Linked DNA regions of Mus musculus: regions 1, 2, 4, 5 and 6 are each linked to region 3. Evidence: chromatin loops called from intact Hi-C (ENCODE). Cell type or tissue: left cerebral cortex. All regions are shown on one strand. Each heading gives the region's core, and the rest is flanking DNA. Links, peaks and the distances in the headings are about the cores only. Region 1 holds the start of A430085M09Rik (RIKEN cDNA A430085M09 gene). Region 2 has its middle 460 kb from the start of A430085M09Rik. Region 3 holds the start of Ptprd (protein tyrosine phosphatase, receptor type, D). Region 4 has its middle 150 kb from the start of Gm32545. Region 5 overlaps Ptprd (protein tyrosine phosphatase, receptor type, D). Region 6 has its middle 9.7 kb from the start of A430085M09Rik.

Region 1 (5,105 bases), core at 463-4,462, 380 kb before region 3:
ATATTAATCCTTTATACATTTTAGAAATTAAATTTTATGTGCATCATTTTAAATAACTATTTTTTCAATAACTTAGCTTTACATAATTTTGCTTCCTTGGCTATGCAAATTTTTTTTTTTTTTTTTTTTTGCTTTATAACATTACACCTGGCTATTTTTGCTTTGGTGCCTATTTTGATCAATTTTATCCAAAGAATAATTGCCAAGGTAGTGGTCTTTATCATGGACATTGTGCTAAATATTGCAGTTTTTCATATATGTTCATATATTAAATATTAAAATCAAAATATAAAACATTAAAAGTAACTTTAACTCATCAATAGTTAATAAAATTACTTTATATATTATTTCTCAGTCATGGAACAAACTGTATACAAGACATTAATGTCATCCAAAACTCTAAATACACATATGTGAAGTTTTAACCGTCACTTCAATGTTTACCACAAATCATTCAGAAAACACTGTTGTCATCTTCTCCTATCAATCTGCTCCAGCTTCAACATGCAATCAGTAGTTTGGCAATAGTAGATTCTCCCTTGGGCAGCCATGGTTATCTTGTAGAAAAAAATTGAAGAAAAAGCTTATAGACATAGCTTTATAGTTCCTCTATCAATTAAGCAACATCTAGCCACGTAGTATGACAAAGGCAGTGGACTATGAGTCTTTGTGGCTCTGTCTCCTTTAAGACAACAATACTAAGGTAGGTATCATTTAAAAGAAAAATCCACATTTTGTGTGTGGAAATAGAAACTCTTGGAATGACAGCGTTAGTTTAAAAAATCCACAGCCCAAAACTAAGAGCCCCAGATTCATAATTCCTATGGCCCTGTCTTAAAATCCCATACTAATGTTGATCATCAAGACAGAAGCACACCTGTGGAGTGTGTGAATTCTGGGACATCAGTGCACAGATGGGAAGAGACGGTGACACTATAGGGAATTCATAAACACCTGAAAGTGAATATAACAGCAAGAAAAATTATTCAAGTAAAAAATCAATTTCCCAACAGGCTTAAAAATAGACCTAAACTCAGGTGATGCTTTTCAATGCACTGTGTAGAGTTGTTGTAAGTATATATTCTCTGTCTGTAAGACATTTCTGGTTTAATTAAGACCGGTGGTCCTTTGTTACCTTCTATGTTCAATCATATAACTACTGAATTACATCCTAGCTAAGAGTAGTTACAGAAGTTATGCCTTGCCCTACCCTACAAGTTAAAGAGAGAGAGAGAGAGGGAGAGAGAGAGAGAGAGAATCTGAGTATCAGAGTGTCCTTTACTAGTTTCAACAATGAGAATATTCCAAGAGTAATGGTGAGTTAAGAATCATTGATACATAAAAATGCATCTCACATTTTAATTAAATTCTAGCTGGAAAGATAAGTATTAATTCTTTACTATCTGAAATTCTGGAACATACAGTCCTAAATATCTTGTTAAAGTATTTTTTTTTCTTTCTTTTTTTTTTTAACAAGGAGGCTGTGTTTTTCTTTATTTGCTGCACCTGCATATATATAAGAAATTGTATTTTGATGACTGAATCTGCCATTGTTTCCTTCTGCTATAAAATTAGACACAGAAGGCTGATGAATAAGAACTAATGAGGCATTTTAAAGTAGATTTACTTCTGCCTGGTCCTTGCTGCTGGGGAAGACCCCTAGTTGTTCTGCTCCCTTGAAGACTCCATATCTAGATACATCCCAGAGGACCTACTGCACTCAAAACAATTGGTAAGAACCACCCCCACACACCCCTGCCTAAGTTCCTGAGCTGCTGCTGGGAGCCTGGTGGACTTAGGACCCATGACCCACCAAAACAACCACACTCCCTAATACCACTCCCCTTCCTTCCATCCCTCCCACCCCTTCCACCTGGTTCTTGCTGCTGTGGCAGACCCCTAGTTGGTCTGCTCACCTGAAGACTCCATATCTCCATACATCCCAGAGGACCTGCTGTACTCAGAGCAGTAGAGGAACCCCTGAGCTCAGTGCAGTTGAGCAGTTGAGGACCCTCTTCACTCAGATAAATTGAGGACCTGCTGCTCTCAGGAAAGATGAGTGTCAGCTACACTCAGTGCAGTTGGACAGCAGCTTGACTGCTCCAAGGAAGACCCAACAGTCTAAAGGCCTCCCAGGAGGTCTACTGCAGCCAGGGCAACAGATCAGCAGCTTCTCTGCCCCTGTGAAGAGCCCCCAATAGGAAGGCCCCACAGGTGCTCTGATATAGCCAGGGCAGCAAGCCTACCAGGAGATCTGAAACACCCAAGGGACAAAAGAGCCAGACTCCATACAGTCACCCAGATCAACAAACAGCAGGGATATCCAGATGGCGAAAGGAAAGCACAGGGCTATAAGCAGCAGAAACCAAAATATGTAGACATCATCAGAACCCAGTTCTACCACCTCAGCAAGCACTGGATACACCAATGCACATGAAAATCAGGAATCTGTCCTAAAATACCATCTCTTGAAGATAATAGTGTCCTTTAAGGAAGATATCAATAACTCACTGAAAGAAATACAGAAAAACACAGGTAAACACGAGAAGGAATTGAATAAAGTGATCCAAGACCTAAAAGTGGAAGTAGAAACAATAAAGAAAACACAAATGGAGGCAAACCTGGAAATGGAAAACCTAGGAAAGAGGTCAGGAATTACTGATGTAAGTATTACCAACAGAATATAAGAGATGGAAGAAAGAATTTCAGGTGTAGAAAGTACAGTAGAAGAGATTGACACAACTGTCAAAGAAATTTCTAAACATAAAAAACTCCTAATCCAAAGCATCCAGGAATTTTAGGACACAATGAAAAGAACAAATCTAAAAAATCAGAATAGAGGAGAATGAAGATTCCCAGCTCAAAGGACCTGAAAATATCTTCAACAAAATCATAGAAGAAAACTTCCCCAACTTAAAGAAAGTGATGGACATAAAGGTATACGAAGCCAATGGGACACCAAATAAATGTGATCAGAAAAGAAAATCTTCTTGTAACATAATTATTAAAACACTAAATGCACAGAGCAAAGAAAGAATATTAAAAGCTGCAAGGGAAAAAGGCCAAGTAACAAACAAAGGTAGACCTATAAGAATTACACCAGACTTCTCAACAGAGACAATGAAAGTCAGAAGAGCCTGGTCAGAGGTCATGCAATCTCTCAGAGAACGCAAATGCCAGCAAAGGCTGCTATAACCAGACAAACTCTCAATCAACATAGATGGAGAAAACAAAATATTCCAGGACACAAACAAATTCACACAGTATCTACCAACCCAGTCTTACAGAGAATCCTGGAAGGAAAACTCCAACACAAGGAAGATACCTGTACCAAAAAAAGGATACAATATTAAGCATCTCACAACAAAGTCAAAAGCAGAGAGCCACAAGCACATAAAACCACAAACAAAAACAAACATGTCAGGAATCAACTGTCATCTCTCTTTAATATCTCTCAATATTAATGGACTCAACTCACCTATAAAAGACATAAGCTAACAGACTGGATATGCAAACAAAATCCAGCATTTTGCAGCATACAAGAAATACATCTCGACAAAAAGACAGGCACTATCTCAGAGTAAAAGGATGGAAAAAGGTCTTCCAAGTGAAAGGTCCAAGGAAACAAGCAGGAGTCGCCATCCTAATAGCCAATATTATAGACTTTAAACCAAAAGTTATCAAGCATGATGAAGAAAGACACTTTATATTCATCAAGGGGAAAATCCACCAACAGAAAGTCTCAATTCTGAATATCTATGCCCCAAATGCAAGAGTACCCAAATTCATAAAAGAAACTTTAATGAAACTCAAAACACACATTGAAACTCACACAATAATAATGGAAGTTATAATACCTTGTTCTCACTAATGGACACGTCACTGAAACAGAAACTAAACAGAGACACAGTGAAACTAAGAGAAGTTATGAACCAAAGGGATTTAACAGATGTCTACAGAACATTTCAGCCTAAAAGAAAACACCTTCTCAGTAACTCATAGTACCTTCTCCAAAATTGACCATATAATTGACTTTCTGTAGTTTTTGCTGTTATTGAAGACCAGCCTTAAGCCATAGGGTTCTAATAAGGTGCATGGTATTATTTCAGAGAGACCAGATACACATCGAAACTGAACAACTCTTTCCTCAGTGGTAACTTGATCAGGGAAGAAATAAAGAAAGAAATTAAAGAGTGCCTGGAATTTAATGGAAGTATTGACACATCATACCCAAACCTACAGAACACAATGAAAGCAGTGCTAAGAGGAAAGTTCATAGCACTAAATGCCCTGGTAAAGAAATTAGAGAGATCTTACACTAACAACTTGACAGCATACCTGAGAGCCCTAGAAAAAAAAAGAAGCAAAATCACCCAAGAGGAGTAGAAGGCAGGAAATAGTCAAACTCAGGGCAGAAATCAACCAAATAGAAACAAAGAAAACAATACAAAGAATCAGCAAAGCCAAAAGCTGGTTCTTGAGAGAATCAACAAGATAGATTAAACCCCCAGCCAAAACTAAAGGGCCAAAAGGCAGTATCCAAATTAGTAAAATCAGAAATGAAAAGGTAGACATAACAACAGAAACTGAGGAAATTCAAAAAAATCACCATACCCTACTAGAAAAGCCTTTACTAAAAACAAAAAACAAAACAAACAAACAAACAAACAACAACAACAACAACAAAAAAAAAAACTGAAAAATCTAGATGAAATGGATGGTTTTCTAGACAGGTGCCACATTCCAAAGTTAAAAGGTAATTATCTAAACAGGACCATATCACACAAGGAAATAGAAGAAGCCATTGAAACCCTCCCAACTTGGAGACAAAACTAGGAAAGGGGATAACATTTGAAATGTAAATAAAGAAAATATCTGAAAACAAACAAATAAACAAAAAATCCCAAAACAAAAATAATCTCCCAACCAAAAACAGCCCAGGGCCAGATGGATTTAGTGCAGAATTCTACTAGACCTTCAAAGAAGTCCTGATACCAATTTTCCTCAAACTATCCCATAAAATAGAACCAGAAGGAATCCTAGCTAACTCATTCTATGAAGCCACAATTACTCTGATACCTAAACCACACAATAATCCAACCAAA
Region 2 (5,105 bases), core at 597-4,596, 840 kb before region 3:
ATTGGATCAAGAATTGCTTCAATAATCCCACAGCACAGACAGAAAAGTATTAGTAATCAAGACCTTCTGTGCAATGCATTCTGTAAAACAGAACTGGGAACAATAATTGATGGGAATGTATAAAACTGTAATCTCTAAGTATGCCAGAGTATTTAGGTCACATGACAATGCTTTTCTGAAAATGATAATGCCTCATGAAAATAATATTTATGCAAGCACAAAATGTTTTCATTGCTTTTTAGAAAAGTCAACTAATTACTTTTGAAACATCTGCAAAATAAAAACTACTTTGATTTAAACTACTGATAAAGTCTATCCTCTCCATATTAATAAACTGGAATACCTGAACATCTACAAGTCATTTATGTGTTTCAAATTCCTCTGCCATGTTTAGTAATAAATATGCAATTAATTTTTCATATTGAGTGATGCCAAAACATAATCTCTCTGCAAATGAATAAGTACTACTTCTATAATGCTATATTTTCCTGTAAAGATTTTTTTCAAAGATTTACACAAAAAGTCATGTAAGCAGCTATTTCTCAAACATAACAAATGTGAGAATTTTTTAAGATCATTATCTAAATCAATGATGTCTCACACTGAAATTTTATTTTAACTAAATCTCAGGTCTGCATGCTTGAAGAGCAGCTGTTTCAACAGTTTCTGATGATCATACTGTCTGGTCATAGAGTCAGAATTTAGGTAGGAAATACACTTTCATTTCTATTATGTCCCAGCTCTACTACTAAGAATTCACAGTTAAAATGTGGATTTATTGGATCTTAACCTTGTAAGCTAGGAGCTTGATAGATGATGGTGAAGCATTGCATGGCTCTCAACACTGTAGCTGTTACACTAAGTGTCTCTGTGCCTCAGTGAATAATATTGAAGAAGGAGGTGGACAGGAAATGGCATACATATTAGGAGACAAGCTTCGGGTCAATATTTATTAGATATTTTCTTCCTTTACATTTCAAATGCTATCCCCTTTCCTAGTTTCCTCTCTGAAAGTCCCCTATACCCTTCCCCTGCCCTGCTCTCCAACCCACCCACTCCTACTTCGTGGCCCTGGTATTCCTCTGTTCTGGGACATATAATTTTAAAAATGGTTCTTCACATATTTGAATGAGCCCATAAATAAATTGATTCATAAAAATAATCTTCTTATAGTATTTCACTAAGAACTAAATGAAATTTCTCTGTAAATTCAAATTAAGATATTTTAAATGTTATTAGTCAATATAATTATACATAGACCAAATTTTTATTTCAAAACACATCAAGAAATAGTTTATGTTCATAACTTTCAATGAGTTTAAAACAGTCAATAAACCAAATAATATAAGGTAAAATATCAAGGTTATTCTTTATTTCATTGTTATGTGCTCAAGTTCCATAATTTATAAGTCCTGTCTGTTTGTTTGTTTGTTTGTTTGTTCCTATCTCTTTTTTGAGACAGGTTCTCACTATGCACCTCTATCTGACCAGGAACTCAGTATATAGATTAGGCTTGCCTTGTGTTCTTAGAGATCTGCTTGCCTCTGCCTTACTTTGATGAAATCAAAGCCATGGAATACTACTCTCTGTGTCACAATCATAACAAAATTATTTTATCCTTCAAATATAGGGTAGTATTGTATTAGTTTACCCTAGCATTTTCTTATAATATCTTAATAAGAACAAAGGAAGAAGTGAAATTCTCTGTATATTTGTCAGTGAATCATCTCTACAGAGCATCCTATTTCCCTGGGAGAAAATGCTTTTTCTAGATGACATAAACAATCATATTGCAGTTCTCTAGAACAATTATTTATATGCAAAAAAGGATCATTTTTCAGAAAATTTTTTACTTTGTCTTTTGTTACTTTTTGCATCTGAGATATGTTTTATGCAAAAAAGAAAAAAAGTGATACTGGTATAGTCTATTTGAAGAGTGGTATCCATGGTGGGTTGAGTCTAGTTAACCAACATAAGGTAAATTCCAGTGCTGTATGCTTACAATATCAGGACTTGGCTGCTACACCGGATATGGCTGTGAATTTGAAGTTAGCTTGTACTACACTGCAACACTTACCTGGACAAAAGAAAAAGAAGAAAATGAAACCCACGCAACCCAACAATGGTAAAATAAAAAACCCTGTATGTCAAAATGACATTGTTAATTTTAAACAATTGGCAATACTTTCAAGAACAAAGTGATCCAGTCAAGTTTTCTTTCCTATTGTCTTATATGTTTAGACTAATTTAATGTCATCATCTATGCTCTTCTTGAAATTCATTTCAGGCAAAGTAGAAAGTGGCTACAGTTCTACATGTTTTAGCAGATGAAGTATGTTAATTTTTTCCTTGCCACATAATCTGAAATAACTGAGACACTGTAGCATAATAAATACCTTTATTCTTAGCTATTTAGATGACCCTTGTAGTATAAGAAAAAAATATTACAAATGCAGCCTGGTTTCTGGAAATTTCTATTTGAAGGAAGAATAGAACCTATTTCTTCTTTTTTCTTCCTTTAGCGTCACAGAAGTTAAGTATAATTAGAAAGAAATGTAGACTGTATAATGAGAAATGAATCTCATGAGACAGAAATGAAAAAAAAAATATTGGTTTGCACATACTATGTGAATGAGGTCAAGAAGAGCAAGCTATCCACCAACCTGAGCTCCATAAAATAAATAAATAAATGTTTCTGTAAGAATATAAAAGAAATAAGAAGACACATATTTTTACCGCCAAGCAGGACTGCTTTTCAGAGCCTGCATCTGTTGTAAACAGACCAGACGGATATGTACAGAAATAGAAAGCTTCAGAGAAGGGGTGTGATTCACAGGCTCTGCTTTAAAAGCAGCATCAAACTTTCGTTTGCAGTAGATGGCTTGTTGAAGCAGGTGTCCTAAAGGTGCCATCCAACTGCTGAAAGTCAGCTTGTGTTTGAAAGCTTGCCAGCTTGAAGGCCATTAATTGACAAGCTGTGAACGTCCAGCATCACAGGAAAGGAAATTGTACAAAGGGTGAGTCTGAGGTTCCCCGCACCATACTCAGAGAAACAGTAGAGGGAGCTGCCAATCTTCCAAGACCAAAGTCTTGTGACATTAGCAACAGGCCTCTATAAGAATGCCATTGCACAGAAATTATTATAATGTATTTATAATTGCCATATGACAATGTATGCTAATTTTCCAAAGTACCAATTCAGAATTATGTTTTTGGAGGAAAGTTAAAAAAAGAAAAAAGAAACAAGATAACTTATTGTTTCTGAGGTTTCTTAATGGATAAAATCTGTAAGGTGGCTAAAATATGATGCTGTGGCTTTTTGCAAAGACCAATAAAGAGGGAAAAACTTCTGACAATAAACATGCCAGGCTATTTAAATTCCTTCTTGGTAAGAATTATATTTGCTTGAAATGTAGCAAAATTTCTCCTTTGCCCTTTCTACAAATGTTCCCCAGGAATAGAACAGCATTTCAAAAGTGGGTACTGGGAAATTGCAAAGAATTTGTTGCAGATTTTCCTTCATACATCAGAATAATAATTATACAACATGAGATATATTTATCCCATACCAACCTCCATACCAACTGTGACTTCAGATGTATGTAGATTGCCTCCCTTTAATTCGCTGCTAATTGTCCCAGGTGATCCTTTTGAAAACACAACAGAACAGTAAACTATACAACAGAAGAAACATGGCTATCCTAAGTTGTAAGACAGCTTCATAATAATTCAAAATACGTTATGAGAAAAGGTCATCTGTTTGTTACACAGCAACTGAATACACTGCCTTGACATAAAAGAGTGTCTGTGTCTATTGCATTTGCTGAAGAGAACCTATCCTGGTAGACAGAGGCAGAGTTGCTCTGATTTCTATGCTGTGCACAGGTCTAATTTTGACAACCCTACTGGCAGACAAAAGGAACTGGGAAAATGATTGTTCCTCCTTCCAACTACCAGTACCTGATTTTCCTTCAAAATAATTTTCTGCTTTTAACAGAATAAAATAAGGCATGGTACAAGTATACAATTATTGGCATTTATACTTACATGTATAAAAGGGAATGCTAAATAATTTGCTTCTAAAATATTCTGGTTTTAACCCATTTACATAAAAGAGGCAGTTGCCACCCTCTGCTAGTGAGGGAGATATTTCTGTAGCACTTGACTTGAAGATGCTGTTATATTTAGACATATATTCTTAATTCAAAGATACCAACCTAAATCTTTTAAACATCACATTATTTCCAGAATTAATATATTAATATGAGCATTTGCAAAACTGAAACACTATTGTTTTCTTTATCAATTTGTATTACTCTTTATTCATTCTCTCTCTCCACGTTTTCTCTCTCCCCACCATGTGTGTGTGTCTGTGTGTGTCTGTGCCTGTGTCTTTCTGTGTGTCTCTCTGTGTGTGTGTATGTGTGTGTTTGTGTGTGCCATTGCGTGCACATGTATGCCACAGAATATCTGTTAAGATCAGAGGACAAAGTCAATACTTTCTTTCCACCATTTTTCTAGGGATTAAACTCAGGCCAAAAGCCTTGTCAGCAGATGACTTCTGTCTGAGCCATCTCACCAAGGTTAAGCAGATTTAATCTGTGATATCTTTAGGATCAGAGAATTACATTAAAACATAAAGTTAATTTAGTTTTAAGAAAGTATGAATAACCCATTGTAGAGGATATTTTTGGCTGTATGTTTTGAGATACAACATTGTATTGGATTGGAGAAGTGCTAGAGGCAGTGCTGATGGCATCAATCTCTACTTAGTTTCCACTAACAGCACCCCTTTAAAAAATACTGATTTACATTTCAAGTGTTGTCCCCCTTCTTGGTCCTTCTTCCACCACATCCTCCCTCTCCTCCTCCTATAGGAAAGCGCCCCTCCCACCCATCCACCCACCCTTAACACCTTACCTCTTTGGCATTCTTGTTCTCTGGGGCATCAAGACTCCACAGGAACATCCCCTTCTACTAAGGCCAGATGAGGCAGCCCTCTGTTATATATGTATTGGAGAGTATGTAATCTTTGGTTGGTGGCTCAGTTCCTAGGAGTTCTGAGAGTTCCAATTAGTTGTTAGTTGTTCTTCCTACGTGGTTGC
Region 3 (5,105 bases), core at 418-4,417:
GATTTGCTACTGAAGCCTTGCTAAGCCTAATTTAAAAACTGAAGCTGGAACGTGGTATTTACTCCAAAATCTAAAATCCAAATGTAAATTTAGAGATTTCTTCCTCTTAAAGCAGACTAGTCAAACCAATTATAAGCTTAAATACAACAAAGTGAAATTAATATTTAGTAAATGAAGAAACATTGTCAGATAAAGATAATCTTTGTATGGGCTTACATTCCAGGCCCTGCTCTTTCTCCTCTTCTCATTGTCTGTTTTGTTGATTTCAATTTCACCTCATGTTTTTTGTTTTTGTTTTTTGTTTTTTTTTTAAACACATGGTTAATTGACAGTCAATTTAAACATTTTTAAAGAAAATATCCACCAATTGCTTAATAAAGACATATAAATCTGCTTTTTCAATGAAATTATAAATCCTAGTAAATATTCCAGATTTAACAGATAGGTAGATGAACACATTTAACTCCCAAGACTTGGTACAGTCAACTTAAGAACCATAATCCATTTTCAGTCCCATGTTCACAACAATAATCATTAACAAAATCATTACATAGAGCTATTCACAGTGAATATATATATGGTGCTTTCAGTGGAAAGAGGCAGAACAGTGCTTCACTTCAACACCCACTCTCTTCCTTTACTTGCAATGTCCTGTGTACTTCCAGAGGGCACCAAAGGATAGTTGTAACAATGAGCGTAAATCAAGCCAGGGAACATTGTCTCTGGAAGGTGCCAGTGTTTGTCTGAGGCAGTGAGCAGCTTCAAGTAGCTGAGCAACCCAAACAGCAGTAAAAAGATGTAAGATATCGACACGCTCAGCTGCATCTTGTTAAAAGCTTCCTGCGGGTTGGCAGAATGAAATCTTTATTTAAAATACACAAACTATTGTCAGGGGATAGGTGGAAGGAGAACACAGTAGAAGGGCCAAATGCTTCGCTTAACCCAATAGAAGCGGCTGAACAAAGGGGAAAGTGGCCACACTGTCAGCAGCAGGAGTGGAGAAGGTGGCTAACATCATAGCAACATCCATCTGTTCTTCCCATGGTTTCAAGACGCATTATATCTTTTATTATTAATTATGTTTCCAAGGGGAGGATAAAGATATGATTATGGATAGCAGAGAGGAAATCATTTCGGCTGCCACTTGGCATTGAGTAGAATAGCATATGTAATGACCTAGTGATGACAGGAAACGGAGCTGTATCCTTGAGTCCCAGCATCCCTCTTTACCAGTCAGCACCAACTCCCTGTTGGTAGTCAGAGGCTGCCTTACAAAGTTCATGTAAAACCATTATAGAACATTAACTGGAAGGGACTGAGACAGGACTGAGTAGGGTCCATTTGTACAAAGGAGATACTGGGAGGAGGAAAGAAGGGAAGCAGAGGGAGTCTAGGAAAAGGAAAGGAGGAAAAGGAAAGGGAGGAGGGGAGAAGAGGGAGAGAGTAAAAGAGGAAGGGAGGAAGAAGGAAAGGTAGGGTGGAAGGGAAGGAGGGAGAGAAAGACGCAGGAAGAGTAACAGAGATAGAAGGATAGAGAGACAAAGAGAGACACAGAGACAGAGAGAAACACAGAGACAGAGACAGAGACTGAGTCACCATCTTGGACAGACAACACATAAGAAAAGCAAGTGCTCTGTATAATTGCATAAAGAAGTCACGTGCATTCTCTTACACCATGTGTCACTTGTTTTACATACTGACATTTCCAAAAGCCATTTTAAGACACAATGAAGGTACCTGTGAAACTTTTTGGATTTGTGAGCACAGTGGCTTTAGGGAGGCTGAGCAGGGAGCCCGACAGAGGATGGGTCACTCATGAAGAGCCAAAGAAACTAAGCAAGAATGAAATCAGGCACGAAAGAAAGAAAAGAACGCTGTGGGAGCATGTCACTTATTTTGATGAAGCTTTATGCCTCTTTGGGCAGAAGTGGCTCACAGCTGTTTAGTTCGTTCCACAATGTTCACAACACCTTTAGCCAGAGTACACCTGCAATGTTCTAGGTTGCTTATTGTTACCAAAGTGATAATTATTTTGGTTTCTTTTCATTTTAAGCACCAACCGTGGGATGTGCTTGCTTTCTGTCTAGCAGGGAACAGCATTTGTTGCCAATAGCTTTGTTCTGATCAAACATAATGTAAACCTAAGAAAGCCTTTACTCTATCTGGCCCACCCTGTCCTTGAGGATTTTCCCTGTCTACTGTTCTTGGGAATAAGGGTTAAGTTCCTCTCTCAGGAGCCCCAAGTCTGAAGTGCATCTGGGGGTGGGTGGAGGCACAAACCATTTGCGTTGGGATATCAAGGTGGTGGTGAAGGACCCTCTTCATCATATACCTGTGGGCGTCGTCTCCGGAGTACCAAAGCTGCATCCCAGAAACTCTTCCACAGGTTTTCTTCAAGATAACCAGCACGATGGCGGAGCCCCTTCTTCCCCTTAAAAGCCCCACCAAACTGGCCAGCTCCCGGACTGCAAACTACATCCTATATCAGAAGCACATCCCTGAGACAAGTGCTTCCTTCTCTCTTTCTCTCTCTCTCTCCATCCTCTGACTGTACTGCTCTGGTCCCTACATTTCAGACCCCAACTCTTCACCCCTTACCGCCAGCTTCCCTCCAAGAAACCTGGAGCAGGGCAGCAGGGACACCTGCAGAAGTGCGCACCTGGCCAGGCGCTGTCCAGCGCCCGGTAGCCGGAAGGTGCTCTCCACGCTGAGCTGGAGGCAAGGCCTGGCTGCCTGGGCTCGGGTCTCTGTCGCCACGGCAGCCAGCCGCCCCCCGCCGGTCCTGCCCGCCGCGGCCGCGCCGCCGCAGCCATCAAGTGGCTCGTTAAGGAAATGCAGGTGAGCGCGGGCGGCGCGCGGGGCCGTGTGCGAGCGCCTGTGCGCGAGCGCGAGCGAGCCAGCCAGCGGAGTGCGAGCCCCAGCATCCCGGGCGCTCCCTCCCGCAGCAGCCGCCCGTCCCGCCCCGCCCCGCCCCGCCCCGCCCGCGCGCACCGCCGCACCTGCGGGCACTCGCCCCGGCGTCTGCGGGACCCGCGGGCTCCGAGCGCGCCGCCACCCTCCCGCGCCGCCCTCGCACACGCAGATACCACTTTTAAAGAAGCCGAAGCGCTGCAGCCCACCGACGCCGAGCGAGCGCTGCCGGCTGAGGCCGTTGCTCTCCCTGTCTGCAGTTGAGCCCGGACCCTGGGACAGAAAGACAGTTCTCGGTTGGACTGGAAGAAAGGGAAGGAAGACTCCTCTGTTCCCGAGGAGAGCGGAGCGGCTGCCCTAGTAAGTAAAACTGCTCTCTGGTCTTGCTCTCCAAAGTGAGGCGTCTACCTAATGCTTCCTCCCGGTTCCTTTTACCAGGGAAGAACTTGCCTTATATAACTTGAGTAATTCCTACCTGAGAAGTGCTTCGCTAAACATTTTTGTGTGGGTTTCTTTGTGGAAGATCACTTAGGAGTGTCTCTCTGCATGTGCAGCATTCCCAGGAGTCTGATTGTTAAAGGCTCATTGTTCGAGGGCTGCTAGAAGACCTGGCTTGTGAACATGTTGGTTGGTTCTAAGATTGAAGCACTATTACCTAGGAAATCTTGAGGATTACCAGCCCATTGCCTCCTCCTTCCTGTAACCTTCAACCCTGGTCCACCCCCAAGTTCCATCCTTTGCTGACTTCAGTGGGTTGCTTGTTTTATCTTTAGTTGTAAGGAGCCCGAGCGAAATTAATTGGGTCAAGGGAAAGTTAAGAAAGATGGTTTGCAAGACTAGAATACAATCCTATTCGGATGACTTCATGTCTGTGAGGCGTTTCTGTGTGGAGGAAGTCCTGGCACAAGCCTAGGTGGAGAATCTGATGAAGTTAATTTGGAGTGGAACTGTGAAGAATGCAGTGTGAGAGCAGGCTGAGGCTGGGACTCTGACACAGCCGGTTATGAACTGTGACAGGCTCATCAGCTGCTGACAGGTTTAAGGTATCTCTGAAGGCTGAATATCGCTGCATCAAAAACTTTTGCAGGTAGCATTTCTCTTGGACTAGCATTCCCTGTCAGAGGCTGCAGCTTTTCTGTGCACGCAAGTAGGACACCCGTCCTCCCTCCCATCAAAGGGTTAATGGTACCATAAAAGAATAGGAGACATGTGTAGCCTGACATTCGCCAATATTTTGTAATATCTAAATAAAACCTTTATGTTATGTCAGGAAAAATATAGTTGAGTCAGTTTGTTTTGCACAAGAGGAAAGAGAATCAATAACGTTTCAGCATTTCCCCCTCTTTATCACTGCCAAATGGGTTCTGAATCTAATTCTTCTTGCATTGTTACATATACTGTAGGTACAGTAGGACTTGCAGGTTAGAAACAACTGAACCGATTTAAATGCAAAGTTCTTCGACATAATGGCCCTAATACAGACTGGAGTCAAATAGTGATAAGAAAAAAAGTCAATGTGATTTATCTTTAACACTCATTTTTTTTCTGCTAATATAATACATACTTTTCCAACAAAACCCTTGCAAATTTAGAAAATTAGACTGAGAATTACAACTAATTAGCAGGTCAAATTTCATTATAAGAATCACTTATCAATTAATGCTTATGAGAATTCTCATAATTAATTGAGACTTTTGTAGTCAAAAATCTTGTCACCTCTCAACTCAAATAGTTAAGTAAAAATTTCGTTGGACATCGATTTCAAAAAGTATGAAAAAAGCCAGAATGGTTGAAAATGGAAAAGCATTTAGAACTGTGCCATCTTGTTTGGGTGGTTCTGATTGTCTTGGGACATAAGTTTTAGAGTGATTGGACAGGACAGTGTACCCGATGATGATTCTGGTTACACAAAGTTGTAATGGAAGGGAATCACTTCAGAAAGATGTGTCATTGTCTCCTGAACATCACTTTATTTCTCACCCCTTGCTCTCCATTGCCATTCCTGTGATTGAATTTAAATAATTTAAACTGAGATCATTGGTTGATCAAATCTGGATTATATATATATATATGTTCTCTATAATTTGTGACCTCAAATCTCTAAGATGATGCATGACATTTGAAAAAAAATACATAAAGGGATAATTGTCCATAAGCTGTAGTACTTAAGAATGAACCAAACATTCAATTACATA
Region 4 (5,105 bases), core at 622-4,621, 210 kb before region 3:
CCTCTATCCTGGCTGCATACCGGAGGTAGTATCTAGAGACCACTACTGCTGGATCAAGATGTACCCTGACTGCCTGCACCCTGCCATGCTTACCACTATGGTGATAATGGACTGAAACTCTGAAACTAGAAGCCAGTCCCAATTAAATGTTGTTTTTATAAGAGTTACCTTAGTGATTCCACCAGAAGTTCTTTTAGTGTTGAGAATAGTTTTTGCTATCCTGTTTTTTTTTTTTTTTCGTTATTTCAAATGAATTTGCAAATTGCTCTTAATAACTCTATGAAAAATTGAGTTGGAATTTTGATGAGGATTGCATTGAAACTGTAGATTGCTTTCAGCAAGATGGCAATTTTTACTATATTAATACTGCCAATCCATGAGCATGGGGCAGGGACTCCATCTTCTAAGATCTTTTATTACTTTCTTCAGAGATTCGAAGTTCTTGTCATACAGATCTTTCACTTGCTTTGTTAGAGTCACACCAAAGTATGTAATATTAATTGTGACTGTTGGGAAGGGTGTCACTTCCCTAATTTCTTTCTCAGCCTGTTTATCCTTTGAGTAGAAGAAGGCTACTGATTTGTTTGAGTTAATTTTTATATCTAGCCATTATGATGAAGTTGTTTTATCAGGTTTATGAACTTTCTGGTGGAATTTTTGGGGTAACTTAACTATACAATTATATCATCTACAAATAGTGATATTTTCACTTCTTCCTTTGCAGTTTATATTCCTTTGACCACCTTTTGTTAATTAATTACTCTGTCTAGGTCTATAATACTATATTGAGTAGGAGGGTAAAGAATGGGCAGCCTTGTCTACTCCCTGACATTAGTTGGATTGCTTTAAGTTTCTCTCCATTTAGTTTGATGTTGGCTACTGGTTTGCTGTGTATAAAAGAACTTCTAGTGGAATCAACATCCCTGACCTTAAGCTGCATTACAGAGCAATCCTGATAAAAATCTGTATAGAATTAGTGCAGAGACAGGCAAGTAGATCAGTGGAATAGAACTTAAGAAGCAGAAATGATCCGCACATCACTGGTTACTTGATCTTTGACAAAGGAGCTAAAAACATCCAGTGGAGAAAAGACAGAATTTTCAACAAATGGTGCTGGATCAACTGGAGGTCAGTATGTAGAAGAATGCAAATCAATCCATTCTTATCTTCTTGTACAAAGCTCAAGTTCAGGTGGATCAAGGACTCCACATAAAATCAGATACACTAAACCTAATAGAAGAGAAAGTGAGGAAGAGCCTTGAACACACAGGGGGATATTACATGAACAGAACACCAATGGCTTATGCTCTAAGATCAACAATTAACAAATAGAACCTCGTAAAATTTCAAAGCTTCTATAAGGCAAAGGACACTGTCAATAGGACAAAACAGCATCCTACAGATTGGGAAACTATCTTTACCAATCCTACATCTAATAGAGAGCTAATATTCAATATATACAAAGAACTCAAGAAGTTAAACTCCAGAGAACCAAATAACCCTATTAAAATTGGGGAACAGAGCTAAACAATAACATCAACAACAAAAATCTGAACAGAGACATATCAAATGGCTGAGAAGCACCTAAAAAAAGTTCAGTATTCTTACTCATTAGGGAAATGAAAATCAAAACAACCCTGAGATTCTATCTCATACCAGTTAAAATGGCTCAGATCAAAAACTCAAGTGACAGAAGATGCTGACAAGGATGTGGAGTAACACTCCTCCATTATTGGTGGGGTTGCAAGCTGGTACAGCCACTCTGGTCATCAGTTATAAGGTTCCTCAGAAAATTGGATATAGAAGTACCTGTGGAACCAGATATATCACTCCTGGGTATATAACAAAAAGATGCTCAAACATATAACAAGGACACATGCTCCAGTATGTTCATAGCAGCCTTACTTAACAGAAGGTGGGAACAACTTAGATGTCCTTAAACAGAGGAATGGCTACAGAAAATATAGTACATTTACATAAATGGAATACTACTCAGCTATTAAAAACAATGACTTTATGAAATTTTAGGCAAATTGATGAAACTAGAAAACATCCTCAGTGAGGTAACCCAATCACAAAAGAACATACATGATATGCACTCACTGGTAAGTGGATATTAATCCAAAAACTCAGAGTACCCTAGATACAATTCACAGACCACATGAAGCTAAGGAAGAGGAAGATCAAAATGTGGATGCTTCTGTCCTTCTCAGATAAGGGAACGGAATACTCATAGGAGTAAATGAGACAAAGTGTGAAGTAGAAACTGAAGGACAGGCCATGCAGAGACTGCTCCACCTGGGCATTCATCCAACTGAGCACGGGTTCCCTGATGGAGGAGTTGGAGAAGGTGCTAAAAGAGCTGAGGAGTTTTGTTGCCCATAGGGGAAGCAACAGTACCAATAGACCAAAGCACCAGATCTCCAGGGGACTGGACCATCAACCAAAGCTTATACATAGCTCCAGCCACATATGTGGCAGAGGATGGACTTTTTGAAGGGACATCATTGCGCGGGAGGGTGTTTGATGCCCTAGTTTAGTGGAATACCAGGGCGGGAAGACAGGAGTGGGTGGTTGGGGGGGAACACCTTCACAGAGGTAGGGGGAAGGGACATGGGATAGGAGGTTTCAGAAGGGGAATACCTGGAAAGGGGAAAAAATTTGAAATGTAAATAAAGAAAATATCACACACACACACACACACACACAAACACACACACACACACACACACACACACACACACACACACATATATATATATATATATATATGAATAGATGAGTTTATATATTTATATAGTTTGCAGGAAATACAATAAAAAAAGAAAGAAAAGAATATGATTGCTGACAGGCGCCTAATATAACTGTCTCCTGAGAGGTTCTGCCAGAGCCTGACAAATATAGAGGCAAATGCTTACAGCCAACCATTGGACTTAGCACATGGTCCTGAATGGAGGAGTTAGAGAAAGGACTGAAGGAGCTGAAGAAGTTTGCAATGCCATAGCATGAACAACAATATCAATCACCCAGATGCCCCAGTGCTCCCGGGGACTAAACCACCAACCAAAATGTATACATGAAGTAAACCATGGCGCCAGCTGCATATGCAACAGTGAATGGCCTTGTTGGACATCAAAGTGAGTTGAGGCTCTTGATCCTGTGAAGGTTTGATGCCCCAGTGTAGGGGAATGCCAGGGTTGGGGGGCAGGTGTGGGTGGGTGTGCGGGGTAGCACCATCATAGAATCAGGTGGAGGGAGGAGAGGAGGAGGGGATTTTCAGAAAGGAAACTGGAAAAGTGTATAACATTTGAAATATAAATAAATGAAATATCCAATTAAAAAAATGTAACCTTGGTCATGATGTCGATTCACATCAGTGGAAACCTTAACTGTGATAGTCCTTGTGCTCAATCATCCTATTTTACCTCTGTTGACTGAAGAATATTAATTAGCTTACCTTCAGTTTGTGTTTCTTGCATCCCCTTCACAAAATATTCATAAAATTGATTATAATCAGTTTTAATTTATATTGTAATCTTTAACTATATACAACTATATGTAAGGAATTTGAGAAATAGAACTACTAATTTGTATAATGCAAAAACAATTCTGGAATTCAGGTTTTTTTTAAAGATTAAAAGAGAAAACATTGTTAAACTCAAATATTAAAGAATCAATATATCATTAGAAGCATTGTATTTTCATTACATATTATTAAAGATCATATACATCAAAAACTTTATCCAAATAATTTAATAGAGTTAAAACAAATTATGGAATGACTTCACAATGATGTGGTTTTTTTTTTTTTTTTTTGATCATGTGCTTATCTAAGCCGATAATCCAATGTGTTGTTCTCTAAAGAGTTAACTACATCTTTGAAGATTTGTCAAGGGCCAGGAAATAACAGACACTGAAATGTTTGCAATTGTCTTGAATTTTCCTTAGTTTTTTTAATTTTATCTTCTTTAAATCAGAGCTTTTATTGAACTTACATATGCCCATACAAATCTTAGAAGTATTCATTTCATTATTTGTCCCAAGATTTTTCCTCTAGCTCAGAGAATTCAGAGTATATCACTGGAAAGCTGTTCATGAAGAAAAGTAGTATTCTCCCAGATCAGATGAGATATCAAGTCTTCAGATGCACATCAGTGAATAGAGTTTTTTGGGTAGACCTGAAATCATGTGAGAAATGGAGAGAGGAGATAATAGCATTCCCTGGAGCTTCTAACAACTGAAGCTGTTAATAGCTACAGTTTTGGATGTGAACATAGTCACTAAAACAAAGTTTTCCTAGTCAAAGCAAAAGTACAATACCCATAATAAGGTCAAAAAAAAGTCCCTAGCCATATCAAACATTATAAATTTTTACCTGTGTATATAACTTCTTTCTAAACTTATAGCATAATGAAACTCCTTCTCCAAATATGTCAAGTATAGCTAAATATATGAGGACTTCATAACTCTTGAGTATCTCCTCATTATCCTGGAAAGCACAGAACCATAAATTTTTAGCAAATTGAGTTAGTTTCAGTTTGTATTTATCGCTAGCATCATGCTCATTCACTTTCATATGAAATTATTTTTCTTTTAATATTTTAAAAACATTGTTTACATATTTATTTGTACACACACACACATACACACACACACACACACACACACACACACACACACACACACACACACACACCATGTAGAGTGTTTGGAAGCCAGAGGTCAGTTCTTTCATGGTGAATCAAATTGAGGTCATTGGTCCCAGCTTCAGGAACCTCTACATATGAAACAATCTTACTAGCCCTTTCATGTTATTGCTTCTAAAGCAATTTATGTTTTACTCTGAATGGCAAAGAATCAAAGAAAAAAATCTCCACATAAGAGTTTTAAACATCTCGATGAGTTTAGTTGTTAGTGAGCCAGTGAGCTAGAGAGCATTACTTCTACTGGCTGTGACAGAACTACCCAGTTTTGAAATGTGGTTTGGAATTTTGCAGGTAGGTTATTGATTAGGACTTCAGATTTCTTTCATTTTATGGATGAAAAAAATGGGAATATTTAGTTATCATGCTAATTCATGTCAAAATCATCTTCCTAAAAACTCG
Region 5 (5,105 bases), core at 715-4,714, 570 kb after region 3:
CCATACCCTGGCCTGATTTTACCTTTAAATGCAGAATTGTAATGTTTTTTAAGTTACAGTGGAACAGATGATTCGAAGGTGGAGAATGACATAGTTCCAACTCCTAGCACACACATCTCCCTCCTGCGCTGCTGCTTTGTGGAGCTCACCACTGAGCAGATGCCTTTTTTTAACCTTGCTGTTTGAATGAGCTCATCTTTTGAGAAAGTTTCCTTCTTACATTCCTCCACCATACTGCCAGTCTCCATCCCAAGAGGATCACAGACTGCAGTGCAAACCCATCTGAGTGTGATTGTGCTGTGCACCTCACACTAATTAGTAAGATAAAATGTCGGTCGTCATAGTACATCATTTTAATATACGAGTTTTTATAATTATGATATATTTGTGCTTCTTATGAGTTTTAAAACCTGTTTAAAGAATACCTAAGTTAATAAGAATGCATTAGGGAGGTCAACATGTTTACTGAGGAAACATCCAAACACTGGATATTCCTCACATGAGGAAGTTCCCTTTGACACATGAAGAGGATGTTTCATGTACCAATGATGTTTGTTGGGAAAATAAGTTACACTATGACTAACAACTGTAGAGGATGTATTACTGGCTGTAAGAGATCTCACATGGGGAAAGGCTGGGTTCTGGTTACCAGTTTTAATACTTTCAAGGAAGTAATAGAGAACAATCATTGCCAAATTATATCCAAGAATCTCTCAACAAAACACACTTCTGTGGAAATTCCTCTCTTGTTCTTCCCTATCATAGCAAATGAACTCATTGCTTAAAAATAACAATGATTTCATTCCACGCTTATAGAAAGTAGTGTGTGAGGTACACAGAACACAGTGACATCTGAGTTTTTTCTGTGTTATGTGGGTGTTAAATCTGCTGTGAGAACATAGCAACTTTTTAAAAATTATTATGCCTGAGGTACACGTGTCTTGGCAAGGAGTAGTATATATTTCACATGGACTTAGGAAGCTTTAATAATTATGAAAAAGAAGCATTGCCTGAACATTTCTTTTACACAGAGTTTAAATACAAAATTAGTATTTTACTTTCTGTGATTTTCTAATTAAGGCCTATATAGAGTATCTTTCTTCCGTATTTCACTATTTGTGGAGCCCCAAAGCTTTAGCTTCGCTACTATGGAAGCTTTAATATCATTAAAATGAAAGGCACAACAAAATTCTGTCAAGAATATACAGTAAGAGGCTTCTTTGGTGTTAATTTATTTTGTTGTGTTTTCTTACATCACCATTCTATTATTTCCTTATTTAGAACATTAGTTACTAGAACATTTGCTTCTTGCTTGGTTTACTGTATAATGACACTTAGATTTTATAGTATGATGGCACCGTGTTTTTTTTTTTTCCTTCAGATCATATGGATCTTTAATGTTCCCAAACTTTCCAGTGTTCTCAGATGTGGCATAATTTGCTTCTCTTCCAACCTTTACCCTCCTTCAGAGGGCACCAGCTCATGCTACAATCTTCTCAAACTTTCTCTGGGCCTTTGCAAGAGATACATTTCTTAAGATATAATGGGTCAATTCCTTGCAGTTATAGTATATTAAAAAAGCCAATAAGCACAGAAGATGTGTTGTCATGGGGGCTACAATCTAACTGTGTTAGTGCCAAAAGAAAGGACTGCCTTTGAGAAAAGTCATGCACAAGCAGATGAAGCGTGACTAACTGCTTCACTCCAGAGGGATCCTTAAGTGTAAATATTGTGCCACTTTAAGTAAATACACAGGCTTGCTGTAAAAGCCCCCGCCCTAAAGTATGAAGTTGTTGCTAGAGTGTTTACAAGTAGCAATACTAGACATATTCACACATACACACACACACACACACACACACACACACACACACACACACACACACACACCAGAGGGGAGAGAGAGGGGGGGAGGGATAAAGAGACTTTATATAAAATCTACCGTACATGATGTAGGTTCTCCCCACCTTATTAATAGTATCTTGGGGATCTCTCTAGAGCTACAGACTTACTGTGAAAACACAGAGTGGCCCCAGAACACTGTAAAGTTGCTAGTTCTTCACTTTAAAATGTTTTTCTTATAAAAATGTTAGCATTGACCCTGAAGTTTCTGCAGCATTACGTCATCTGGCATATTACAAAAGGGAAGAGCCCGACTAAATGTGGAAAGCAGAGCAGATGCGAAGCATGCGCTGAGCTCCCATGTAGGGCAGCAACTTTGCTTTTGTCATTCCTCTTCCCCCAGGGAAGCAGTCTTCTTTTAATCCAGTTCAGACTGTTCTAAGGCAGCAACTATTTCTGAAAGTGTTGAACATGCAGAGCCAAACTTTCTAAGTATGGGGTACAGGAGGCAGGAAAAACATGATGTATTCTTAAAACCCAGGAAAAAGGAGGAGGCCATACTAGGTGATTGCACAGAGGCCTCCCAGGCCTCTGTTCCATGGTGCTCCCCACACACCTGGGGGAGTAGTGTGATGTGACTCTGTGCTTGCCAATGACATCACCACTTTCTCTACAGATCTTTACTTTTCTTATGTCTACCATGCTACTTTTATATGTTCTTCAAACTTGTTCTCAGACTTGTTCTTGCGTATGCTGTCCATGGTCAGAGCCCACAGCTGCCCTTTAAACTCATGGAACATCTCTGTGATCACTCAAAACTATCCCAGCTGATCATCTCTCCATCAAATTGCTGGTTCTTTGTTGTTCTTTACTTATATTGATTCCCATTAAAAATCAGGTTGAAGAGGTTTCCTTTAATGTAATCTGTTGGCCTTTAAGTGAAAGGAACTCTTGGAAACAGAACTTACTTGCAGGAGATGTGACAATTAATGTAGGCTCTTTTGCCCCTAAGTACAAAGATCTGAGGTATAAGAGAGTTGCATACATGAAATGAAGATTTTCAGAAACTCCTTCCTTGCCAATATAAATTTTGATGGTCTAATTCCTGCCCTCCTATTGAAAATTTTTTCCACATGCTTTCAGTGATATTTAATGGTGAGGATTAATGAAGAAGATGATGCATATCAGTTGGGAACCAATACTAGACTTGACCTATGAAATTAAAATGGAAACAAAGCAGAATCAATGAAGAGACAAGCAAGAATAAAGGTGGACCAAGTGCATCTTGCCTAAAGAGAAGGCTGGACCCACAGGTCAAGGTGGCATGAGAAGATAGCCGAAACATCTTTATATCTAATGTTGCTAACTAGCAAGGAGCAGAACACTGACTCGACCTGTCAGAGACTGCAGGATCAAGAGTTCTTTTTGGCTAGGAGCATGAAAATTGTAAGAGCATAAGAAGAAAGACCAGAAATTCAAAATAAACAGCTCAAAGAACAAGAGGGCTGAGGCTAAAAGGAATGTAAAACAAAGGTCAAAAGCCAGAACACAGCAACTTAGTAGAAAATACAGTCGAAAAAAATATATATGTCAATGGTCTCCCTCACAGGAAAGCTTTTATGTTCTTTGTATCAACGAATAGAAGGCGAGATTTAAGTGTAGAGATAATACACAGCTTGCAGGCAGCTAATGCTTCACTTGGAAACTGGGAACTCTACCTGACTGTGATGGGAACCATCCGAAATGAAGATAGGTTGGCAGTTCTGCTGAGAAAGCATGCAGTTATTAGGATATGGGGTGGTGGTAAAGAGATAACATTTCCGTGCTAGACATTGCCACTGTCTTAGTTCATGTGACCTTGCTTTTAATAATTACGAGCTCAGGAGGAATCTGGTGAAGGTGGTGGGCTGTGGTTAAGTAAAGAGAACAGAATTGCCTGTGGGCACTCAGATGTTATATCTGGCTCTCAGAACCAAATAAACAGGTTAATGATGTGGGAATGTAACTAAGTTCCCCAATGCAATCCTCTGTACTTACAGCACAGTGACTTACACAGGGGTGTCCCTCCATTTTGTTCTCATCTGCAGACACTGTAATTGCTTCCTTAGCTAGCCACACTCAATTTTTAGTTTATAGTCAACAAATACTCAGCCTTTATTCGTGCTAGTTCATAAGGAACATTTTTATAATAAGCAGAGCAAAGGGTATTTGAGTAGTAACATATCTAGGGACAATAGTATCCCATGGCACTTAAAATTAAATTATAAATTTTGTTTTCTGTCTATATTATAGTTTAGATATCTACAGTTGTTGCTGGGATGTGTTAAAAAAAAAAGGCTATATGGTAGGTGAAGTGGGATCTTAAGATTTACATGTTTTCTAGGATATCCATTTAAAATAAAGAAGACTTAACTTGCCTTCAGCATAAGCACTACCCAGAATAACATCATCTTCTTGATGGTCTTCCTAATTGAGCAGGGAGTACGGGCTGCTCCCTAAATGCAATTGCCACAATATCATTTCTGATAAATGGTGCATATTTGATTACATTTATTTTTTCTCTTACACAATTGAAAATAAGTAAGGGGCACACTATTAAACATATTTCTGAGAAAAAACAAAAAAGCATTCTGAGGAATTTTTGCTTCACACTTACAGGTCTCCATTTTAATCTTCAGATTCATGCAATTAATAAAGTCATTTTAAAATAATCAGAAACTTTGCATATTTTCCAAATCCTATTTTTTTTTTTTTTGATGCTGGAGCTGTAACAACATTTTCTTATGTTCCTTGTTGAAATCTAACAAACTTGACTACTGTAATAACTTAAATTGCAAGGGGACATGTAGGCACATGCAAGCAGACATGCAGCATGTGCCTACATGTCCAGGACTGGGGAGGAACTGGAGACAGAAGGAATCAAACTTTGATGAAAAAAGGTGATTTTAACGTCAGCCTGAGCTAGATAGAGAGACTAAAAACTAACAAAAAGAAGTCTAAAATATTAAAATATAATTCATTATAACAGAAAACTTAAAAACAAAAATTCTAATGCAAAAGACTGAGAATCTATTACATTAAATAAAAGCATAAACATCATAAATATGGGCTTTAGCATCCGGCTCATTAGTGCCAAGTGTAAACTTGTTATCTAAGGATTAGCAAACAATCCAGCTACTAAGGACTTTTATGCAACATTCACAATTTAGGTTATTTGGCAACAAAATATCATATTGTGGGAAGGATCTATTCACTAGTACTGA
Region 6 (5,105 bases), core at 760-4,759, 390 kb before region 3:
GCCACGCACTACAAGGCTGAACAGTTCCCAACCTCCAAAACTGGAATTCAGCTCATTAAAATTTGTCACCTTGCTCCACCTCTCACAGTTGACCACCACAGACCACCTTAAAAATCATAAACCTTCAAAAATTGGTATTAAATGCACAATTAATTTCATAACCTTTATTTGTCCTTGTTGAAGTAGGATTCCTTTTTTCTCGATAACATTTGCTCAATTCACTGCTGATAACCTGTAACTTTGAAACTGAAGTGTATGTGAAACACTATCTAGCATAGTGTTTGACAACCTATGGTTAACTGTCCATGTAATGTCCAAAGTAATTGAGATTTAATGCCTAACTGATATGGAGACGCAACTTAATGGCTACAATGAAACGTGCATGTAGGCCCTTGAGACAAAGTCTAATTGGCTCTGCTATTTTGAAATCAGTTCCATAGTTGGTGTTTACAACTAGCTGCTTTCCCATTGTGTGTGTGTGTGTGTGGGGGGGGGGGGGGAGGGGATGGAAACCATAGCAAAGCATCTTTGAGTGCATTAAAATATAAGGGCCCACGCCTCGCAAAGAGTGATACCCCAGACTGAAATGATATCCAACTCAAAGAGTGTTTATTTTGCAGAGAACATGCAAGCAGGGGTCTGCCATACATCAGGATAGAAGACTGAGGTGTAGACTTGTAGGGTCAATTAAAGCCTATTAGGGTAGGAGTGGGTGAATTTTACCCCCCCTCCCTCCCGATTGGTTGTTTCTATATTCACGAGTATGGGTGCCTTTGTGATTCATTAAGACCGTGGGTAATTTGGGGAAATTTGCTGATTAACTTACATAGCTCAAGGAAAGGCATCCTCTACAGTTCCTGATTGTCCTTGAAGTTAGCTTAGGCTAGGAAATAGAGCAACTTCCTGGTTGGCTGCTCATGAGGGGTAGTTTTTCTTGTAATTGATATGTTTTGGACTTTGCCAATTCTGAGAAACAGAAACTTAGAAACTTAGGCCTAGTTTCACAAACTGCCAGTTTGCAGCCTGCAATGGAGTCAGTTTGGTTTTGGCTCACTTAATCTTCTCAAGATCACAGAGGGCTTAGTGTTCGGTAGCACTGGAGCCAGGGGTTACTATGGCTGTGACTTGGCCTGGTAAGACTACCATAACCTAGAAGAATTGTACTTAGTACAGGACAAGACCCCAAAAGTCTACCAAGTCCTTTCGCTGGTGCATTAAACCCAACCAAGTTTCCTTGGCAGCTCCCTTCAGCTCATTGATTTCTATCCTGTTTGAGTCATGTTCATCTAAAGTTAGGAGGTCATTTCATTTCCCATTTGTTCCTTTGTTCTGCTTACTCAGCCTTCTTCTGCATTGCATGTCCCTCCCACTAATCTCAACTGTCTCCTGTAAGAAAATGACATGTTTGATATTCTCAGGATGTGAGATTCAGAATAGGTGGTTCTAGCCATCACTGCATGAAGTTTAAACACAGTGCTTTTACAAGTTCATGTAGTCTGCACTCATTAGGGGCTGTTTTTTTTTTTCTCTCTCTCTGCATAATTTTTGACATTAACTCTGTATGTGGTTCCCAGCGGCAAGAAGTTTCAGCTTCGGTGTCATGATTCTCTTCAAGCTGCTCTGGAAGAGCCGTGCTCTGATCTGAGCATAGGAGATCCTGAAGCATTGGCTCACAGGATGCCAGGCACCTTAATGTTCCCGGTCTGTCTCCTTCAGCAGTCTCCTGAAGCACTTTCATTTATTGGACATTTTGAAGTTTTGGTTTCACTGAGATCCATTTTACAGATAGAAGAAGAAATCTCAAGACTGGTAGTATTCTGCATAATCAGACCCAACCATTTAGGTTCCCAGTACGCACACAGTTCAGTATTTCCACCAAAACACTCCATTATGAGCAAGGGATGGCATGTATAGGGAAAGCACAACTAAATTCAATGTTTTTTTCAACTACATATCTAGTCATAATTGTACAGAGAAAGCCAATAGATAACCATACAATTTTATGTTTCCAACTTAAAGTCATAAATGACCACAGAGAAGATGCAAAGCCTTCTTTAAGACTAGAGAAATACTGCTTTCACTAAGATTATTTTTCAGGTTCGTGTTACCATTAATATTATGACTTTGAATTTTCCTATCAGTTCGTAATGTGATTTATTCTATATTTATATTTAATAATTGGTATGCAGTTTTCAGTTTTGAATTTATTATGCAACATTCAACAATATTACCAGTATTAAATAGTAATCAACTTTTAATAAGAATTACAAATGCTATCTCCAAGCTTGAGATGAGAAAAGTAATCACTGCAATCAATCAGGTGGTTTAATCAATTTTGAAACTTGAATTAACCATGCATCATGTCAGGGGAAAAAAAAAACCCTTAAATAACAGGATACGATGTCTTTGCTCTAGAAGGAGATAAAGTCAGTTCTAGGGAATATGCATAAGTTATTTAGTTTCTGGATTATTGTGATGAGTTTTGTTTGGACTGTGTGCCTTGTTCTTTAAGTTTATTACTGTCTTGCGGGGGGATTATAATAGCCAATTAATCTTCTTCATCCTAGTTTATATATTGTATCAACAATATCACATTCACCTGGTTCCTACATTGGAATAAGTCCTGTAATAACATAGTAAAAACAGATATTTTACTCAAGTACAGAATATTTTAAATGGAAAACTTTTAAATTGTTTACTTACATTGCAGTTACATTCCAGGATTTTCTTTCTTTTTGGTGTTTTAGCAAGTTTCTTTTAGACAATGTCTAGTTATATCAAGATGAGACACTCAGTTTGCAGGCCTTCTATGGGAAGGAAGACTCTATGCCAGCAGTGGGTGGAGTACTGGAAAACCAGCAAGATTAAATTCACATACCTTAAGGAACTTAAAGTCCATTAAGGAGACAGCTTCTTGACCATAATGAAAAGCAAGTTGCTAAGAGCATTGGCAGCGAGGGAACTGTCTGCAGCTGGCAAGCTAAAAGAGTTTGATTCTGGACACATCTCACATAGGTGAAAGTTTGAGTTATTATTATTCTAGAAATACTTTAAGAGGTAATTTATATTAAATAATTATCAAGTGCTACATACTCAGTGTGCAAATATATGTATAAATTATGTATATGTTTTATATTTTTATTATACTATATAATGGATGGTCTTACTATTATAAATAATCTTACATTTATTTTAAAGATCATGAAACTTGTGAATTAGAAGATTTAAATAACTTCTGCAATTTCACCACATTCACTAGCAGCCAAACTTGTTATTTATAGCCAAAGCTGTGCAGTCAATCCTGAAGTCATCTAGATGTTTAACTGCTTGGCTGAGACTAACTTTGATGGAAAGATCAAGAGTGTCCATATCATTTGGGCTGACAATTGAATTATAATCCCATGTGAAACATCCCAAGATTTAATTTATTATTTTAAAATTTGTAAACTAGTATTTAACTATGTAATGTACATTTTGAATTAGCATTCTTATTATCAAAATAAAATATGAAGACATTTGAATTGCCTTGACATCATTGTTGCTAACTCTGTCTGTATATCAAATATGCCTTGGAAAAGGTTTCACAATTCTATGGAAAGGAAGCTTTAAATGGGAGCATAAGCATACTTGACAGCAAATCCAATGTTATCTATTAAGTGTGCACACACTTGACATAAAAGCACTTGAACAAACAATGATCACTCTTGCATGACATGAAGATAATTTTTCAAATAGCATCTACACTGATAACTGAAAAGATTCCTCAAATAAATGAGTTATGTTCAACTAAAGCCCTGCAAAAATCTTTTAAAACTACTTTCTAATGTTTTCTAATATTATTGTTTATAAAGTGAACCATTTTACAGTGTTATTATTACTTGGAGTAGCAAAGAGACCCATAAGGAATCTTTGAGGCTAAAGCACTGATAAAAAAGGACAAGAGGAATAAGAATTGTAGTCTCAACCTCAGAGGGAATCTTGACATCATCATTCTCAAGTATTGTGATTTGGGGCACTGATAGAGGTTCATGGGTAAGCTAGAGTAGTTGTCAGGGAAGTCAAGATCTATACCTAAAACGTAAACCTGGAGTCCATGTACTAATTTATACATACATCATTTTCACCACTCCTAGAGATAAGCCAAATTATTGAGAGTTGATATAAGACACACTTGAGCATCTATGTTTAATCTGTAATAAACCTAGATCTTCTGGTTATTTTATGAAAATGCTCAGACAATGGACCTGCCACTCAGTCTTCCAATGGTCACTCATCACTGAATACCCTGAACTGAGGCTCAATTCTGCTTTTATTAAAAAAAAAAAAAAAAAAAAAAACAGCAACAAGTAAAATATACTATTTACCCTTTACAATTCCTTCTCTTGTACCTGTTTTAATCACTACTCCAAACTTGATTTTTTTCTTCTTGATAGCATGGAGAAATCCTTTAATCTTAAATAGAATATTACTTCCAAATATATGCAGCATATTATAAATCCTATATGTGTGTGCACGTGCATCTGTGTGTATACGTGTGTGTGTGTGTTTATGCAATGTAAATTGTTCTCTATTTTTTTTTTCTGTACTGACAAAAGACATGCAGAGATTGAATTGCTAACAATCTGGAGTTTTTTGTTAAGTTCATGGACACATTCACAATTTGTATTACTTAGTGGTTTAGCAAAGATCACAATGTTTTACCACAAATTACTTCTTTTAAATCTAGCATTTATTTTAATAAACAGCAATATTCACTCTTGGTTTTGCTTCCAATCTTCTTTCATAAGAAGTCTTCAATATTGGAATTCCCCAGGACACTCAGGATCCTCAGCTTGTAAATGTCTCTAAGCTGTCTCCACTCACAAAATAGACACAATCTGTTATACAGCGTTCCTCTTTATCCCACCTCCTCATAGATACATATTCCAGTGTCTAAATCAAACCCTCACTTTCCTATTTCTGCAGTTGAGTGCACAATGGGCTTCTCAACCTCAAGAAGTCTTGAATATTAGAGGATATGGGGAAGTACTTCTTAGTAGTCATCTGAGTTCTTTCTCCAGAGATTCTGACTGTAAGTCAGGTCCTAGACATTGCCATAATAATTA

Evidence for each region. Peaks named below come from ENCODE experiments on the same cell type or tissue, not always from the same donor. Only the 100,000 strongest peaks of a DNase experiment are listed, where the experiment ranks them.
Region 1: it touches region 3 in a loop (3.0-fold over the local background); 2 of 42 quality-filtered maps call a loop at or near these places.
Region 2: it touches region 3 in a loop (6-fold over the local background); 4 of 42 quality-filtered maps call a loop at or near these places.
Region 4: a loop joins it to region 3, with 3.0 times the contacts of the local background. A loop is called at or near these places in 2 of 42 quality-filtered maps.
Region 5: a loop joins it to region 3, with 14 times the contacts of the local background. A loop is called at or near these places in 7 of 42 quality-filtered maps.
Region 6: a loop joins it to region 3, with 4 times the contacts of the local background. A loop is called at or near these places in 2 of 42 quality-filtered maps.

What each region holds. Positions count from the first base shown.
Region 1 is chr4:78,592,702-78,597,806 of GRCm38, reverse strand. It overlaps A430085M09Rik (RIKEN cDNA A430085M09 gene), which reads right to left and starts at 3,760. Exons shown (of 3, transcript NR_131142.1): 1 at 1,917-3,760; 2 at 878-954; 3 at 323-557. In left cerebral cortex, for the core only: no CTCF peak of the experiment used is centred there; no DNase peak of the experiment used is centred there.
Region 2 is chr4:79,050,754-79,055,858 of GRCm38, reverse strand. No RefSeq gene overlaps it. Among named protein-coding and RNA genes, the nearest start is that of A430085M09Rik, 460 kb to the right of the region's middle. In left cerebral cortex, for the core only: CTCF peaks have their summits at 3,032 (motif pointing right) and 3,904; DNase peaks (open chromatin) are centred at 2,831, 3,873, 4,078, 4,458 and 1 more place; H3K27ac peaks cover 2,874 bases.
Region 3 is chr4:78,209,755-78,214,859 of GRCm38, reverse strand. Ptprd (protein tyrosine phosphatase, receptor type, D) reads left to right here and starts at 3,118. Exons shown (of 40, transcript NM_011211.4): 1 at 3,118-3,270. B230208B08Rik (a long non-coding RNA gene) reads right to left here and starts at 4,133. Exons shown (of 3, transcript XR_003955358.1): 1 at 3,945-4,133; 2 at 2,660-3,267; 3 at 1-840. In left cerebral cortex, for the core only: CTCF peaks have their summits at 657 and 2,818; DNase peaks (open chromatin) are centred at 2,344, 2,865, 3,163, 3,822 and 3 more places; H3K4me3 peaks cover 3,920 bases; H3K27ac peaks cover 3,615 bases.
Region 4 is chr4:78,419,100-78,424,204 of GRCm38, reverse strand. No RefSeq gene overlaps it. Among named protein-coding and RNA genes, the nearest start is that of Gm32545, 150 kb to the right of the region's middle. In left cerebral cortex, for the core only: no CTCF peak of the experiment used is centred there; a DNase peak (open chromatin) is centred at 2,498.
Region 5 is chr4:77,644,834-77,649,938 of GRCm38, reverse strand. All of the region lies in intron 2 of Ptprd (protein tyrosine phosphatase, receptor type, D), which reads left to right. Among named protein-coding and RNA genes, the nearest start is that of Gm38646, 340 kb to the right of the region's middle. In left cerebral cortex, for the core only: no CTCF peak of the experiment used is centred there; DNase peaks (open chromatin) are centred at 866, 1,702 and 2,282; H3K27ac peaks cover 3,683 bases.
Region 6 is chr4:78,601,183-78,606,287 of GRCm38, reverse strand. No RefSeq gene overlaps it. Among named protein-coding and RNA genes, the nearest start is that of A430085M09Rik, 9.7 kb to the right of the region's middle. In left cerebral cortex, for the core only: no CTCF peak of the experiment used is centred there; a DNase peak (open chromatin) is centred at 2,834.